Linked DNA regions of Mus musculus: region 2 is linked to region 1. Evidence: chromatin loops called from intact Hi-C (ENCODE). Cell type or tissue: heart. All regions are shown on one strand. Each heading gives the region's core, and the rest is flanking DNA. Links, peaks and the distances in the headings are about the cores only.

What was found. Peaks named below come from ENCODE experiments on the same cell type or tissue, not always from the same donor. Only the 100,000 strongest peaks of a DNase experiment are listed, where the experiment ranks them.
Region 2: it touches region 1 in a loop (4-fold over the local background); 12 of 42 quality-filtered maps call a loop at or near these places.

What each region holds. Positions count from the first base shown.
Region 1 is chr1:172,403,814-172,412,149 of GRCm38, reverse strand. No RefSeq gene overlaps it. Among named protein-coding and RNA genes, the nearest start is that of Pigm, 31 kb to the right of the region's middle. In heart, for the core only: a CTCF peak has its summit at 1,145 (motif pointing left); no DNase peak of the experiment used is centred there; H3K27me3 peaks cover 1,781 bases.
Region 2 is chr1:172,615,499-172,623,834 of GRCm38, reverse strand. It overlaps a transcript of Fcrl6 not described here. Among named protein-coding and RNA genes, the nearest start is that of Dusp23, 13 kb to the left of the region's middle. In heart, for the core only: a CTCF peak has its summit at 4,396 (motif pointing left); a DNase peak (open chromatin) is centred at 4,404; H3K4me3 peaks cover 1,015 bases; H3K27me3 peaks cover 1,046 bases.

The sequences.
Region 1 (8,336 bases), core at 78-8,077:
TGGTCTCTTGCCTCTCTCTTGTCTTCCCCCTTCTCTCTTCACGTGATCATGGCCAGCCTCTCTCTCTCTCTCTCTCCCTCTCTCTCTGTCTGTCTGTCTCTCTCTCTCTCCCTCTTAACTCCCCTCCCCATGCCCTGAATAAACTCTATTCTATACTATACTGTTGTGTGGCTGGTCCCTCAGGGGAAGGGATGTGTTGGCATGGGCCTGCTGAGGCACACCCTTCCCCCATACCTCACCACATCTCCTTAGAACATATTCCCTCTTCTCTTTCTCTTTTTATAAACACATCAACAGGTACTCCCCGCTGGCAGCCAGAGCAGGGTTTGAGGCATTAGACCACGATGTCTGGAACTTTCTCCCTCAGTCCTCAGCCAACCAGCAAGGTCTGCTACTCATGCAGAAGGTGGGGCTCTTGTCGGTTCGTGTGTCCTTCAGAGAAATCTCTGAGACCTCCTGAGTAACTCCCTGAGGAGGGGGAAACTGACTCATCTATAGTTTGACTCATCTATAGTTTGCCTGAAGTAGGGTTGCCTGAAGCCTGGATGGGGAGGAGGCATCCAGTTTCTTGACCATGCATTGTCTAGCCCAGACTTGTTTTGTTTTAGAGCCTATTTCTGCTTCAGGAAGGAGTTAGAGATGAAGAGTTAGATAGCCGTAAGGTCAGAAATATCTTTATTTGACCTATCAGTTTGGGCCAAACAACTCAAAACTATGTGGATGGTCCAGGCTTCCTCCCTACAGCCTTCCAGAGCCCAGCATATAGAAGAGTGTCAGCCTCAGGAGAAGGTGGGAATTTCCCCCCTCCCACAGTCTCTGCTTCCCCTGCCTTTTACAGTAAATTTAGAACTCTGAGTTTGGAGGTACAATTTGGGGTTAGTTATTCTGCTCATGGGCCGGAGACACTTTGGTTATTTGTGTTTTCCTTCCTCCTTTAGCAAAAACTATTATTCTAATTCAGTTATGTGTTCATATAAAAGCAAATGTAATCTAGGCTGAAATCCTGGTTGCATATTCGTTATTACACTTATTTTTACTTAAAATTATTTCATGATTCCCCTAGAAAGTCTTTGGTCCCTAGACCACATGTTAATCAATGTGGCCCTTGTATCTTGAAAGGGAAACACTTGCTGCACCCCCTGCCGGTAGAAGCAGCAATAGCGGTCTCTAGGACCACAGGGAAGTCTTGGTCACTTTGTAAAAAAGTGTTGGGGCCCGTGGTTCTTGATAGCCTCTCTGTATGGAAATCTTCAAAATAGCCAGAAAATCAAAGATCCAATCAACTAACTTACCCTTGGCTTGTTGTTTCCAGAATCTATATATTCTCCTGTGATTAGAGTTTATGGCATTGGGATGGAATTCTATCACTGTGAAATTGCATGACCTAATCCCATCACTTTGAGAGGCTGAGGCAAGGGAACCATGAATTCAAAATAAGCTAGGGTTACATATCTACATGGTAGACTTTTTTTTTTATCATTAGAGAGATAAAACTAAATGAGGGTGGGCCCACAAAACTGAGAGACCCGTCTAATTCATCAAAGCAGTCAGTACCATAAGGTCTCACACCAAACACTGCTACTTCTTGGAAGCCAGGGCTCAGTAGCCTGCTCGGCTATTTAATAAACTGGAACTTTTCTAACCAAAATATTTTTTTCTAAGCATTGGATCAGGTAAATCAAAGCCTTGGCTCACTGGCTGGAAAGTTAGGAAAACATCTGTATTTACTGATTAAACTTCTTTGGCCGTGTTAATAGAATCCTTGCATAAGCACATCACTTGGTAGAATTTAACAAATTTGTTCTGGATTACTTTTATAAATAGAACAAACGAATACTACATTTAAAACTAAAGCGGAATGTTTTGCACGATAAATGATAAAAAGGATGGCTTTGCATTCCGAGAGTTTCTTAAACCCAAAGAAGAAATATCAGGTTCCCCCTAAGTGGAGGGGGGCAAGGTGCACCTGTAGGAGATTAGGAGTGGAGTGTCCGGTTTTACATAAATAATTGTATTGTATCATGAAATTGTGAAACCTGATTTGAGAACCCAACCACACAGCCTCTTAAGTCCCACCCCCCGCCCAGTTCCCAGGTTTTTAAAGAGAAAAACTTAAAGTCGTCAGTATTTTTCAAAGGTTTCTAACTGAGAAAGAAAGAAAGAAAGAAAGAAAGAAAGAAAGAAAGAAAGAAAGAAAGAAAGAAAGAAAGAACAAAGAAAGAAGGGAGGGAAGGGGGAGGGAGGGAGGGAGGGAGGGAAGGGGGGAGGGGGGAGGGAGGGAGGGAGGGGGGAGGGAGGGAGGGGGGAGGGAGGGAGGGAGGAAGGAAGGAAGGAAGGAAGGAAGGAAGGAAAAAAGAAAGAAAGAAAGAAAGAAAGAAAGAAAGAAAGGAAGGAAGAAAGAAAGAAAGAAAGAAAGGTAGTTAATGGTGACAGCTAATCTTTGTTTTCACACGTCATCTCATTCATTCTCACAGCAGGGTGTAATCGTGTTATTAGGTCAAAGCCAGAGGAGGTTAAAGAACCAGTCCAGGATAGCACAGCTAGGCAATGTGCTCTGGATCTCACTTCGTTCTCTAATTCCTCAGAGTTCTGTCTCTGACACAGTGGAAGGCTTTGCTGAACAAAATGAAGATGTGAGCCACTTGGAACAGCGAAACTCTGCTTCTATCTGGGGAGCTTAGCGTAAAATAACCCCCCTTTTTTACCTGTTAAAAACTGATTTCAACTAAGATTTGTATGTATTACTAGTCATATAACCTTTTAAATTTTCGATCACTGTTATAGTATAGTTTTGTTTTTAATTTTCATATTTCTTTTGGATTCCCCCAAATATTTGCAGGAATTCTAAGGAGTCTTCAGACGCCCAAATGATGAAATTCCAAGTAAAAGTCAGCTCGGGACAGACATACAATATCGTAGCCTGTAGCATCACCTACTGGTATGTTTGTAGTATTGCAGCCATCTTGGGTTGGAACTAAAAGGAGCAGGTTGGGACTAAATAATATGATCTCCGGAGTAACAAATTCTTTTCCTGAAGAGAAAACAGAAAAGTAGCTTTAATATCTCCCAGCACAGCCAAAGTACTGAGTCCTGGTCCTGGGTTTCCATAATTAGCTGTACAGATTTGGGTAGGTCGTTCCATCTTAAGTACCTTGTCTCGAGGCTTTTTTCAGTTATGTTCTTCAAAACACTAAGCTCACTGCCAGACCCCTTTACAAAAGGTTAGCCCGTGGTGTGACTTCCTCTTCAGACCCAAATTCAGGCAAGTCTTATCCCTTTCACATATACAAGTTTTTGAATGAAGTTCTTTTCGCAAAGACTTCCACAACGCTTCAATAAATTTCATCTATGCATGTGTGTGTGTGTGTGTGTGTGTGTGTGTGTGTGTGTGTAGAGTGTGTAGTTATGGTCAGCCCATATCAACATTTACTGCACCTACAACTTTTTAAGGCTCCACACTAAATCTTTATGAGCTATAAAAACAGGAGTCCCAGCGAAGAACTCAGATGTTGGCTGCAGGATAAGGCAAGTGCGTCATCTTCCCGGTCTTTAACAATCTGGTCCATCAATTGGAGGACCCCCCCATGAGATATTATCTCTGATTTTATAACAAAAGTCAATGGGGGAAGAGAGAGAGAGATTGGGAGGGAGGGAGAGAGAGAGAAAGAGATCTTTTTATAGCCAATCTAGCTGGAAGGCATCTTTGCTATAAAACTAGTGTTTCAGGAGTCTCTGGGGGGAGAACTCGAGACAGAGCTGAGCTCGGAGGCCATCACCGTGTAGCTGTGTTTCTTCTCGTGGGAACTGAAGCGATTAAGAGATTTGTGGGCATTATCTATTGCGTTAAGCAAAGTATATAAGATTCAGGTGTCCTAATACAAATATCCACTCTTTATCATCAAGGGCATACATATAAAATAGCAGCAAGTGTCCCACGATAGTTCAGTTTCTCTTAAAAGACCAACTTGTTTGATTTCTAAAAAATATTTCTACTGGAGATTGGGAAGGAATTTATTTTTTCAAATATTCAAGTAAGGCAACAATCATATTCCAACTAATTACTATTAATCATTTTCTCTGATCTTGAGGTTTTTCTAACAACTACAGCTTATTTATTATTCACAGCATTGCCAGAAAGTGCCCCCATTTTGTTCCCCTTTTCCAGAAGAAGAGACTGAAACACACTTATTAAATAAACCATGAAGTTACAGTTATGTCCTGACTCCAGCTGCAGGCTCCCTGACCATTCAGACAAGCCAGAGAAGCCTCCTCCTGCACAAATCTAGGAACCGCAGAGGAGCAACTTGGCTGTTGCCTAGCGTGGTATGCAAGGACACAGAGTCAGTCAACAGCTTTCACGTCCCTGTCTCTTAGCATCTGCCCATTGTGCCCTATTACAACCAAAGGGAATAGTTAGTATGCATTGTAACTTCACCAATCAGCTCGTTTTCTTTCTCAGGTTGGGCCCACTTGGGTGGTGTTAGAAAGAACGTGCTGGCAGGTGCCACATTCTAACAGGCACAGAACCAGAGTGACGATACCTCTCCTGTTCTTCCCTATCCTAGATAGTTCAAGAAACACTAGACAGGATATGTGGTTTGCAGGTCCTGGCTGAAAATAAAGTTTTTTTCTCAAATATCTGATTAACCTAAGAGCACTGCCACGGACACCCCCCCCCCGCACCCTCCCCCCCCCCAGTGTCTCCAATCAAGGAGGAAGACCCGTACTCCAAGGGCACAGACAATTCTCAAGGGGGGGGGGTGGTGTCCTAACTTTTCAATTATCTTCCCAGAAATGGGGCCAGTAGGTTGGTTCTCCCGGTCAGACTTTACCAGCATCACAGACCCACAGAAGGACAGGTCTGCTCCGATGGATACATTCTGTAGCAAGCAAAACAATGAGCTGCTCTCAGAGGAATGACATAATCACCAAGTCTTTTCTTCCCTTCTTGTAATGTGTATAATTTGTCTTCTTTTGGAAAGGTACCTGTAAATTTTAATGCAATTTTCTTGAGAACAATAGCAAAGTCACAATTTCCTAATCACTTTTGTTTCCCAGGAGGGAAGGAGAAAACCTTAACTGCTTGCTGAGTGACTAATACAGGCCCTTCAAGGCCCACAGAGGAGAACTGAACCAGAAGTCTTCCAAAAAGAATGCTATCCCTAATTTGTCAGACCCTTTAAGGCAATAAAATATTGTATATGCAGCGATGAGGCAAACCCACCACAGTCTGACTACAAATCCTTAGGTGACATTGAAGCAGAAACAACTCAGGACTACAGGACTGGAGAAATAAACACACACACACACACACACACACACACACACACACACACACACACACACACACACACACGTGCCCTGAGCATCCAAAGAAAACACTAGTCACAAGATTTCTGGAAAGGAAGAATATTAAGGACATTGTCCAGTCTCCCATCTGATGCATTTCTTTTTCTTTTCTACAAGATGTTTGGCAAATGATTGGCCTCCCTGCCTGTTGTACAGAGACTTTGAGGAAGAGACTGTCTTATTCAACACCACAAACAAGAGCTTGTCCCTCGGGCGACTATAAATCTTGGGTAGTGTTCGGTTTCCCTGCCAACCTGCTAAATAAGCGCGAGTTTTTCTCAAGGTACCGACGGGAAAACAGAGGCTGCCCATCACTCTCCGTCCACTCTGCCCTCCTACCCGGCTCAGGGAGGCAGCTTGCTGCACAAGAGGCCCACTTTTCAATTTGAGGATCAATACAAGCTAAATAGGTGGTATTTCCAGCCCACAGGGGCAACCCAAGCCAATACATTTAAAGCTTTCCCTTGGGGATTCTCTGATGAACCGACCTACAGGGTAGAAGAGAACAAACAAATCATTGTGTGACAGAGTCCACAGAGGAGTGCGAGTCACAAGTCACGCTGTCGCCCAGAGTCGAACACCACCACCATCTGGGCTGTCAAAGTCAAACACCACCACCACCTGGGGCTGGAGTGCTTGCTTGCTAGCTCGCTCTCGACCCCAGGCTGCTCTAGGCTTGTTGGAGCTACCACTGAGAAAAGAGTGGAGATTTGCTTCCAGGCAAAGCTGCCTTGTCAGATCCGCAGATAGCGGATGGAGGGTGGAGGGTGGAGGGCAAGGGATGAGAAGGTGGAGGTGGGATGGGGTGGAGGGTGTGGGTGGGATCGGGTGGAAGGTGGGGGTGTGGGGGTGTGGAGGGTGGGGTGGAGTGGAGGGTGTGGGTGGAGGGTAAATGGGTGCTGGTAGAGCGTGAGAGGGTTGGGGTGAGGGTGGAGAGTAGGTGGGACACAGGAGTGTTCCATGATAGTCATAAGAGGTCCCTTCTGGTTTAGGTGAGGCCGCCCACCTCTCACATGCAATGTCACTTCAAGGGTGGTTTTAGTGAGGACATTATAAATTTGTTTCCCATGTTGAGACTGAAACATTTCTGCAGAGACCCATCATCTCCAGGAGACCCCACCATCCGTCCCCATCTAGACAGATGAAGCTCGTCCATTGTGAGGGAGAGAGCACAGAGAAAACTGAGCAGGCACGAGATGAGAGCCACCGTGAGAGCGCCCGGCAAATTTAAAAGAGCTGTCTGAATTTATTCTAGTAAACGATGACAACGGCACTTTAAAAAAAAAAAATCCTATGATCATCCAGATAGAAAACAAAACAAAATAAGCTGTTCACGCCGAGAAAAATAGCAGATTTCTCTTCTGCAACCTTGAATGGAACAGTGTCACTCAATCGCAGGACAGATAATAAATCTGTATAATGGAAAATGATACAGCTGTGAAAACGAGTGCAGTCCGGGATGCGAGGCAGTGCAGGTGAGAGGCAAACACATACTACTGAGCAAAAAGAGTCTCCTACAAACACGAATCTATAAGACAAGACACAGTTAGTTAAAGGATACCCAGGTAAGATGTAAAAACTGTAACCAGCAATCAAGAACACATTGTTTCAAAAATCAGTATAGTGGATTCCTTTGGGGGACCGAAAGGGGGTACAGTTGGAAGCAAGTTCTAAGTACTGGTGATATGTCTTTGCTGGGTAGTGATTTATGGGTTGTTATTATTATTATTATTATATAAATGGCCAAGCATAGTGGCCCACACCTTTAATCCTAATACTCAGAAGGCAGAAGCAGATGGAGTTTTATGAGTTCAAGGCCAGCCTCGTCTGAATGACAAGTTCCAGACCAGAGAGGTAAACAGTGAGACCCTGTCTCAGAGAAGAAAGTAATAAATTACATAATTGCATCCCATAGGTTATTCCATATATATGATTTATATCACATTTTAATTTTGCTTTAAAAGACTGATGAGACAGCTCAGTGGATATAGGCACTTCTGACCAAGCCTGACAACCTGAAGTTGAACCCCTGAATCCACGTAGTCAAAGGAAAAGAACCAAACATTCTCCTCTGACCTCCACACATGTGCCGTGACAGGCTTGCACACCCTCGGATGCACGCAATAAATAAACAAACAAACAAAATATTATTTGTCATTCAAATAGAAAATAGTATCTATTAGGGTTCTCCAGAGACACAGGGCTGCAAGGATGGATGCAGGGAAAAGATGTGCGTGAAAATGATTTCTCATGAGGGACTGGTTCAAACCACTGGGGAATCAGAAATGTCCTAGTAGCTGCCTTCTTTGGCTAGAGTCCCGTGAAGTATGTAGTCCTAGTTAAAGCCTGAGACCTGAGAACCAGGCCCCACAAAGGTATTAGTCCCAGTCTTGGTCCTCGTGGAAAAGAACCAAGACCATGCCTAGGGGCAGAAAGATAGGCACTCTCATTCTTACCTCTTGGCAAATCTACTCTTTCTTTCTCTTTGTGTTCTATGCAGGCCCTTAACTCGCTAGTGACGGCTCCACCTTGGCAGGGAGAGCTACACTCAGTTGACTGATTCAAAGGCCCAAGAGACCTAGAGATGTCACTTTGCCAGCTACCTCTGCAATTTTGACTCAGTCAAATGACATATAAAATTAGTCATTGCTATACATATGTGTATACATGAAAATTAACTTTCAAAGAAATTAAGGAACATATCAGTTAATGCAAGAAAAAAATTCACCATAGCAACAGCGAAGACTTGACTATGTACATTTAGGATAACGTTGGCAGAGTACAGAGGGATGAGCGAGGGCATTACAATGGGCAAATCTTACTTTGAAATGAGATGCAAATTTCCTAATTATTTTTAAAAGGCAAATTAGATTAATAAGTATATTAGGGTACATTAGGTAGTGTTAAATGTTGTTAGGATTTATAATAAAAGAATGCATGTGGTTCAACATTAGAAAATCTTATTATAAAGCATTAAATTTAGAGAA
Region 2 (8,336 bases), core at 210-8,209, 210 kb before region 1:
CCACATCCACACGTGGGAAGCAGAGAACAGGAAGTGACATTAGGTTCCAAGCCCTTAAAGCCCAACACCAGCAAGGCTGTACCTTCTACAGGTTCCATAACCCTCCCAAGCAGTACCTCCAACTAGGGATCAAGCATTCTTGTACATGAGCCTATGAGGGACATTTTTAGTCAGACCACTGTACTTAGTGTTCTCTCCATGTGATAATCTGGGTACAGTACTGTGCTGTGTTCCTCTGCTCTTTGCCCAGCTTTCATCTCTTCCTACCCCCAAGCAATCTGTGTTTACCCATCACTCCTCAAGGTTTCCAAAGCTCGTGTCCATATTCCCTTGGCATCTGCCCTCACGTACCCATGCCGATTCATTCCATAGTTTAATTGCCTTATATCTCTCTTTTCCTGTCTCTACTGGAGACTAAAGATTTGCTCACACTTCTAAAACCTGGGACAATGCCCACTGCCTAGCTGTACAATGAGAACAGAGTAATGTAGGTTTAGATTTTTTTATATTACCTTTATTATTTTACAGTCCAATCATCACCTGCCTCCCAGTCCACCCTCTCACAGTTCCTCATCCCATTTTTCCTCCTCCCCTGTCTTCAGGAGATATCCCCCACCCCACCCCACCAGGCCTCCCTACACCCTGGGGCCTCAAGTCCCCTGGGTTAGGTGCATCTTCTCCCACTGAGGCCCAACCAAGCAGTCCTCTGCTGTGTATGTGTTGGAGGCCTTGGACCAGCTCATGTACGCTGCCTGGTTGGTGTCTCAGTGTCTGAGAGATCATAGGGGCCTGTGTTAGTTGAGACTGCTGGTCTTCCTATGGAGTTGCCCTTCTCCTTAGCTTCTTCCATCCTTTTTCTAATTCATCCACAGGGGTTCCTGACTTCAGGTGTAAGTATCTGCCTCTGTCTCAGTCATCTGCTTGTTGGGCTTCTCAGAGAACAGCCATGCTAGGTTCCTGTCTGTAAGTACACCACTAACAGTGTGGCCTTGGAGCCTCCCCTTGAAGTGGATCCCAAGTTGGGCCTGACACTGGACTTCCTTTCCCTCAGTCTATTCTCCATTTTTGTCCCTACAGTTCTTTTAGACAGGAACAATTCTGGATCAGAATTTTTGACTGTGGGATGGCAACCCCCTCCCTCCACTTGATGCCCTGTCTTTCTACTGCTCCAGTAGACTCTGCAAGTTCCCTCTCCCCACCGTTGGGCATTTCATCTAAGGTCCCTTTGAGTCCTGAGAGTCTCTCACCTTCCAGGTCACTGGTACTTTCAGGAGGGTTCCCCCACCTCCTACTCCCTGAGGTTGCCTGTTTCCATTCATTCTGCTGGCCCTCAGGACTTCTATCCTGTCTCCCTCCCCACCCCACCCCAATACCTGCTCCTGTTCCCTTTCTCCCCTTTCCTTCTCTCCCTCCCAAGTCCCTTCCTCTCTGTGCCTCCTGTGATTGCTTTCTTCTCCCTCCCAAGTGGGATTGAAGCATCCTCACTTGGGCCCGTCTGCTTGTTAACCTTCTTGAGTTCTATGGATTATATCCTAGGTATTCTGTACTTTTTTTGGCTAATATATACTTATTACTGGGTACATACCAGTAAAACATTACGTGAGCCTGTCTTAGCAAAACACCGCAGGAGTCTGCATCACATGACATATCTAAAAACTTCCACTTCAGAGTAACTGACTAATATGTCCCATTAATGAAAAATAGAAAGAATGAATCTAGGGAATGGATAGTTTAGGGAAGGAATGTGTGACATAGATAGTCTTAGATATAAACACAAAAATGGAAATACGCAGTGCCTAAATAATCAATGCTATAGCTATTAAAAGGATAAGAATGAGTCTGTTAAAATAAAAAAATTTAATTGAACCTTTCAAAAAGATGTAGTTGCATAGCCTAAAGAGAAGACACACAAGTGGTGAATGTTATTAAAGGTTATGTGTTGAGTGTGGAGTCTATTCAGAGAGGCTCAGCTGACAATGGGTCAGATGTTGTGTGTCCTCAGGGGAAGGAAAAATAAAGACATCAAAAGGCATGGATGAAATAAAATCCCCATCCAGGGGGAAGTAAAGGATGCATGGTTGGGTTAAGAGAGTAAAGGAAGAGCAGAAATTCTCGCCACCGGAAAGGTCTTCGTCTGATCCGCAGCGTGGACTCACCACGGGATTCCACGCAGAGGACGGGTCAGGGGGCTCCGTTTTTTCTTAACTTGCAGTCTGATAGAATCGCCCTACGACTGAGTAGCAGGGGTAGTGCTTTGTGATTCAACATTGTCAGAAGGAGATGAGGTCTCACTGCTGCCGATTTCTAGGACTTCTGAAGACTTAACTCACAAGCCAAGAGTTAAATAAGAACCTGCTTTCTCCTGTTGCTGGAAGCTAACTACTGTACTGCTTTGCAAAGGGAAGTGAACGGGCTTGTCAAGTCAGAGTGCTCACCCTCTGGGCTAACAGGTTATGATTTTTAAAAGTACTTTCAAATGGGAAAAGATCTCAAATGAGTGTCATCCCTTTGTGCTGCAAATATTCCTCCCTCCTGGCAGCTGGCTTAGGTTTCTGCATACCCACCGCTCTGCCTAATTCTCTGGAGTTGCATTTTGAACCAGACTGCTGCCGTATTTCAGGTGACAATGCATCTCCCATGTTCTCAGGGGCAGGAGGCCCTGATGCTTTGCTCTGTCCAGCATTCTGGCATTTCTCCCTTTTGCCCCACGGCCAGGAGGACTCCTGAATGTTCCAACCTTCTGCCTCAGTTGTACTCCACACTCCCCAAAAACTGCCTGCTGGTACATACAACCCTTAACTCAAGCCTGCTTTCTCCTTCAAATAATGATCAATTTGTCAGACCAAGGAGCCAGACAGACAGATTGGTGTAGTTTTCTGTAGGTGGAGGAAGCATCCTGAGGACTCCAAAGACAGCTTCCCCTCTTGGGAATATGAGGGTCCCTAGAAGAATCCCAGTTGCTACAAATGCTAGAACATGGTAGAACACCTGAATCCTGGGACCTCCTGCCTGCCAGGTGTTCCTAGACAAGGACAACATGAGTCCCTGCAGCACCCCCATCCCAACCCTCAGGAGGACCTTCTGAACTTGAGGTACAACTAGACAAATGGGTGGCTCAGGTCCCCATGCTGAGTTCTTCAGTCCTGTGGGAGCCTGGGTATGTCCTAGCACATGTGCTTAAGAACCTCCAAGGACAAAGGGAGCCTAGGGGTGCATAAAGGCCTGCAGACGCTCTGAGTCAGGCTCTGGCCTCAGGAATGACCCTCACCCCACTCCGGCCCTCTCCTGTTCATGATAAACTGGAAGCCACAGAAGATGTCAAGGGGAATAGCAGATGAGGGCTATCAGAAATGACTTCAAATACAAATTAAAATAGCAATTGTATGATTTTTTACATACAGTAGTGTTGAACAGATACTCATCCCCAAGCTAAGTCTAGCAAAGCTGAGGGAAGCTCACACGCTCAAATTGCTGATAATCTTCGATTTCATACAGCATCCTTGGAGAGTGAGTTCACCCCAGAACCCAGCACATGTACATATATGTACATATGTACATATGTATGTGTGTATATGTGTATGTGTATATGTGTGCATATGTGCATATGTGTATGTACATGTACATGTATATGTATATATGCAAACACATATGCAGCCACTACATATACATTTATGGACACACTGCATTTGAGCAACTCGGAGACACATTAGAGACTGTTCATTTATTCATTTGCTCAATTTATAGTTACTGGACACTTGTTATACACCAGACACAATTCCAGGAACACAAAAACTGAGCATGAGCAAAAAACAAAAATATCCATCTTGGCAACTTGTATACCCACCGTTGTTTAAATAGCTCCAAACTGCAAACAACCTAAAAGACTCTCTTAGACTAGAACGGCTGTGCCCTGAGCACACTGCAGCACCAACGAAGGTCTATTCTGGAATCCACACTGGATGTGCCAGAAAGAAACTTCCGCACTGTTAGATACAGAATAAAAATAGTCCCATAAGTTGTTTATGGAAACACACATACAAATAAGTCAGTTGGAGGCCCACCAAACTCGGAATCTTAGCTGAACCCAGAAGGGAGAGCGCGAAAAAAAAAGCAGCTAAGTTACTTTATTTCTTAAACATCTACAACAAATAGATGCATGAAAAGTTAGCCCTACTGTGTATTACATGCTAAGCACACAGATGTTTATTTTAGCAATATGATTCCTTCTTTTCTTCAGAGTAGGTACGTTTTTGCTCTTATCATGATTGTTGTGTTTTTTTTATTTAGTTTTATTGCTGTGTTTGATTAGGCCCCCGTCTCTCCGTGACCCACAAACTGAAGCCTACACTGTCCACTGCCAGGGTTCAGGAGAGCAAAATCAGCCTGGGCAAGGTGCCTGGCGCCCCCTGGCGGCACAGACCAGACCGGCAGCTCTGGGAAAGCTGAGCTGGTTTAGGGCTGGGAATTTGTTCAACCTCTTTAAAGACCAATCTGGAGTTACAGAGACAAAATTTGGAGCTGTGACGAAAGAATGGACCATCTAGTGACTGCCATATGCAGGGATCCATCCCATAATCAGCTTCCAAATGCTGACACCATTGCATACACTAGCAAGATTTCGCTGAAAGGACCCAGTTATAGCTCTCTCTTGTGAGACTATGCCGGGGCCTAGCAAACACAGAAGTGGATGATCACAGTCAGCTATTGGATGGGTCACACGGCCCCTAATGGAGGAGCTAGAGAAATTACCCAAGGAGCTATAGGGAACTGCAACCCTATAGGTGGAACAACAATATGAACTAACCAGTACCCGGGAGCTCTTGTCTTTAGCTGCATATGTATCAAAAGATGGCCTAGTCGGCCATCACTGCAAAGAGAGGCCCATTGGACTTGCAAACTTTATATGCCCCAGTACAGGGGAACGCCAGGGCCAAAAAGGGGGAGTGGGTGGGTAGGGGATTGGGGGAGTGGGTATGGGGGACCTTTGGGATAGCATTGAAAATGTAAATGAGGAAAATACCTAATAAATAAATAAATAAATAAATAAATAAATAAATAAATAAATAAATAAATAAATAAATAAAAAGACCAATCTGCCATTATCCAGCCCAGTTGAGGAGACATGTTCTATTCATTATTCAGGAATGCTGTTTTTAAGGTTTAGCCTCGCGAAGCTCAAGCATGAGCTCAGGGAAATGTGTGCATATGTCTTTGCATCATCGTCCACAATGACCAAAACTGAAAAGGGCACCATTATCCACCATTAGGAAAACAGATGAGTGACACATCGCGCCCAGTGAAATACTCTACCACAGTAAGTCACAACCCATGCTGAGGAAAAGGGGGAGCCCTGGAGCCTTTTCTCTCTAAAATACCATTTACGAGGAAATTGCAGGTAAGCCAAACGCCAGACATCGTGGGTGGGCCCACACACATGTACTGACTGCAAAAACAGATGCTGGAAGAATAAATACCAGATGCAGGAGAGGGGACCGCATGGGCCCTTGGCTGAATGGCAGAATGTGGTTTCTCTTAGAGAAATCAAAGACAGGATTGCACTCCTGAAATTCCAGAACACAGGAGGCAGAGAAGTCAGCAGAGAAGGCCAACCCAGGTACAGTGCAAAAAGGGTCAAGAAAGAAAGCAGGGAAGTATGGAAAAAGACAGAAAGAATAAACCAAAGTAAGTATGACCAAAATTTATAATTAAACCGAGTTAGGTGGTGGGTGCCTAGGCGCTTCTTATAGTCACCTGTCTTGTTAAATTATCTAATATTTTAATCTGTTTGTTGTATGATGGTAAATGGGGGTGGGAGAGATCTGTGCAAAGGAAAGCCAGAGAAAGCAATCAATGCCCCTTGGCTAAATGGAGCCTAAAGACAAGACACACAGAGGGGTGTGGCCTCCGGGAGGAGAAAAGTGATAATGCAGGATATTGTAAATGAGGGGGAGGGGCATTATTCTCAGTGCAGTGGAGCTCTAAGCAGAGGATCGTGCGTGCTATAGTAGGATACTCTTCTACGTTTAAAGTGGGAGGAAGCCAACTGAGTTGGAGGTCAAGGATGAAGAGGTCTTTATAGTAACGTGAGAAGACACCACTCCGGTCATGGTGCCGTGAAATGTATCTGATATATTTTGAAGAGGAATAGATGGAGCCTAGCCAGGGAATTGATGAGAAGTCTGTCTGAGATTTATTAAGCAACCGGGTGGGGGTGGGGTACTGAGATGAGCAAAGTGGTGGGAGTTGAAGAGGGGCTGTAACTAGAATGAGCCGGTGGGTGGTTCTTCGCCAAGACAGGAATGAAGAATCTCATTCCGTCGTTTGTCAGCCACACAAGTGGAGGCACAGAGCTGACGAAGTCCCAGAAGTCCGTGGGAAAAGTTGAGTAGGGTCAAGAGGTATAAATTTAGGTGTCATTGGTGTATTGTTCAAAGCCATGCAATTAGGCAGACAGTGTAAATAAAATAAAATAAAATAAAAAAGACTAGGACCAAACTCTAAGCGCCCCTCCATTTTATTGTAGGGAAAAGAGAACCCAGCAAATAGACTTAACGAAGTAGAAGAATGGGTGGGGGGTGTTGCGGGGCATGAGAAATGCCAAGCCAGGAACGTGTTTGAAGTTGGAAGCCGCGTTCAAACTGTTAGAGATGCTGCTGTGTAACCAAATAAACAGCGCGCAGGCGGGGAGCCAGCCCCTCCCCTTGGAGCCAGGCAGTACTGGAGCCTGGATGGTTTTGACAAAAGCAGTTCAGAGGAGTGGGGGCTCTGCAGGGGCGGAGGCCAGATGGCCCGAGGTTGACGAGTGAGTGGGGGGCTGCAGAAGATTTGTGTATGGGTGGGTCTTTTGAGAAGCTTGGCTCTGAGCAAAGGAGACCGATGAGGTAAGCTGAGAGACAGGGGCATGATGGAGGGAATTATTTGCCGTGCTTATTCGTGTCCACATACAGAAGAAAGGAACACCGTAGAGAGAGAGTGGAGGAAGCAACAGAGGAGAGCATGGAGAAGGGACTCGGAGAAAAGAAGGAAGGAGGTTGAAGTCCAAACCCCACCGCTCACTAGACTGAGCCGTGACGCTAACTCTCTTCCCTCTGATCCAGGTCCCAAGCTGTTTCCCAGAAGCTCATTACCTCTCCTTATTGTTTGCTTGCTCATGGGTGCCACCAGCTCCCGGGGTTCATACACTAAATCTTCCACTACCATCTCCTCTGAATACACAAGTCTTACAGTCGTCCCCTCCCTATCTGGGCTATGCATCTGCCCAGGGAACTCGAGGGGAAAATAAGCAAACTGAAGAAAATTAATTCTGACCTATTTTTATGCATTCCGTATAAATGCATGAAATAGATTATGTTTGACAGTGGTAAACAGAGAAGCCCAAAAAAAATCCAATTTATCACTTTAATTATATATGCTTTTCTTCCTCGATCTCCGGGGAAGAATAAGCCTCCAGCAGTTTTCAGTCCTTTCTATGAAGCCATTCCCAAATTATTAATGCTGCTCTTAGTAACCACGTGTCCTTGGTGACAGATGTCCTATCTAAAGCACACAGGTGAAGTTTAACCTGTCACCTCTGAAGGTGCACACAAGGAGGGGGTGTAAAGGGGCATAAAGTTGAGGAGCTAGAACTGGAACTCTAGAGGACCAGGCTAGGAGGACAAATATTACTTTTCCCATTGTTGTGACAACATACATCACAAAAGCAACTTAAGGAAGGGAGGATTCGTTTGGGCTCATGGTTTGAGGACGCAGTCCACCGCGACAGGGAAAATGTGGCTGAGGTGCCTGAGGTAGCTGATCAAACTTGTGGGCTGTCAGCTATGAGCTATGAGTAAAAAGAACTGCCGAAACAAAGTTGCTCCAAGCAGGTGGTCTCCCACTTGTACTAAGGGAAGTATAAGGGCACTGAGTTATGTGGACACTGGACCAACTCAGAGCCACACAACCGCCTTTAGTGAAACAGTCTCACACACACACACCTCCCCAGCCTACAACAATGTAGCAGCCATCCATAACGTTCCTGTGCAGAAGCAGGAAACCAAGAGGGAGATTGGAGGACTCTGGAACCCGTTCTAAACCTGTTTTGTTTTGTTCTCTTTTATTTGTTGAACACATGCTCTTCCAGATACCTAAGTGCAGCAAGGTTCAAGGCAAACCTGGTCCTTGCCTTCCAGAAATGTGCAGCCCTGGGGGAGAAAGAATGTGATGCAAGAGGTGGTTGTAACACCAGATGAAGGCAGGATGTCGGTGCACAGGGGCCAGGCAGTGGTCGAGACAGGAAGAAGTCTGTATTCAACAGGGTTCTTCAGAGGAACAGAACAAATAAAATGGATACATAT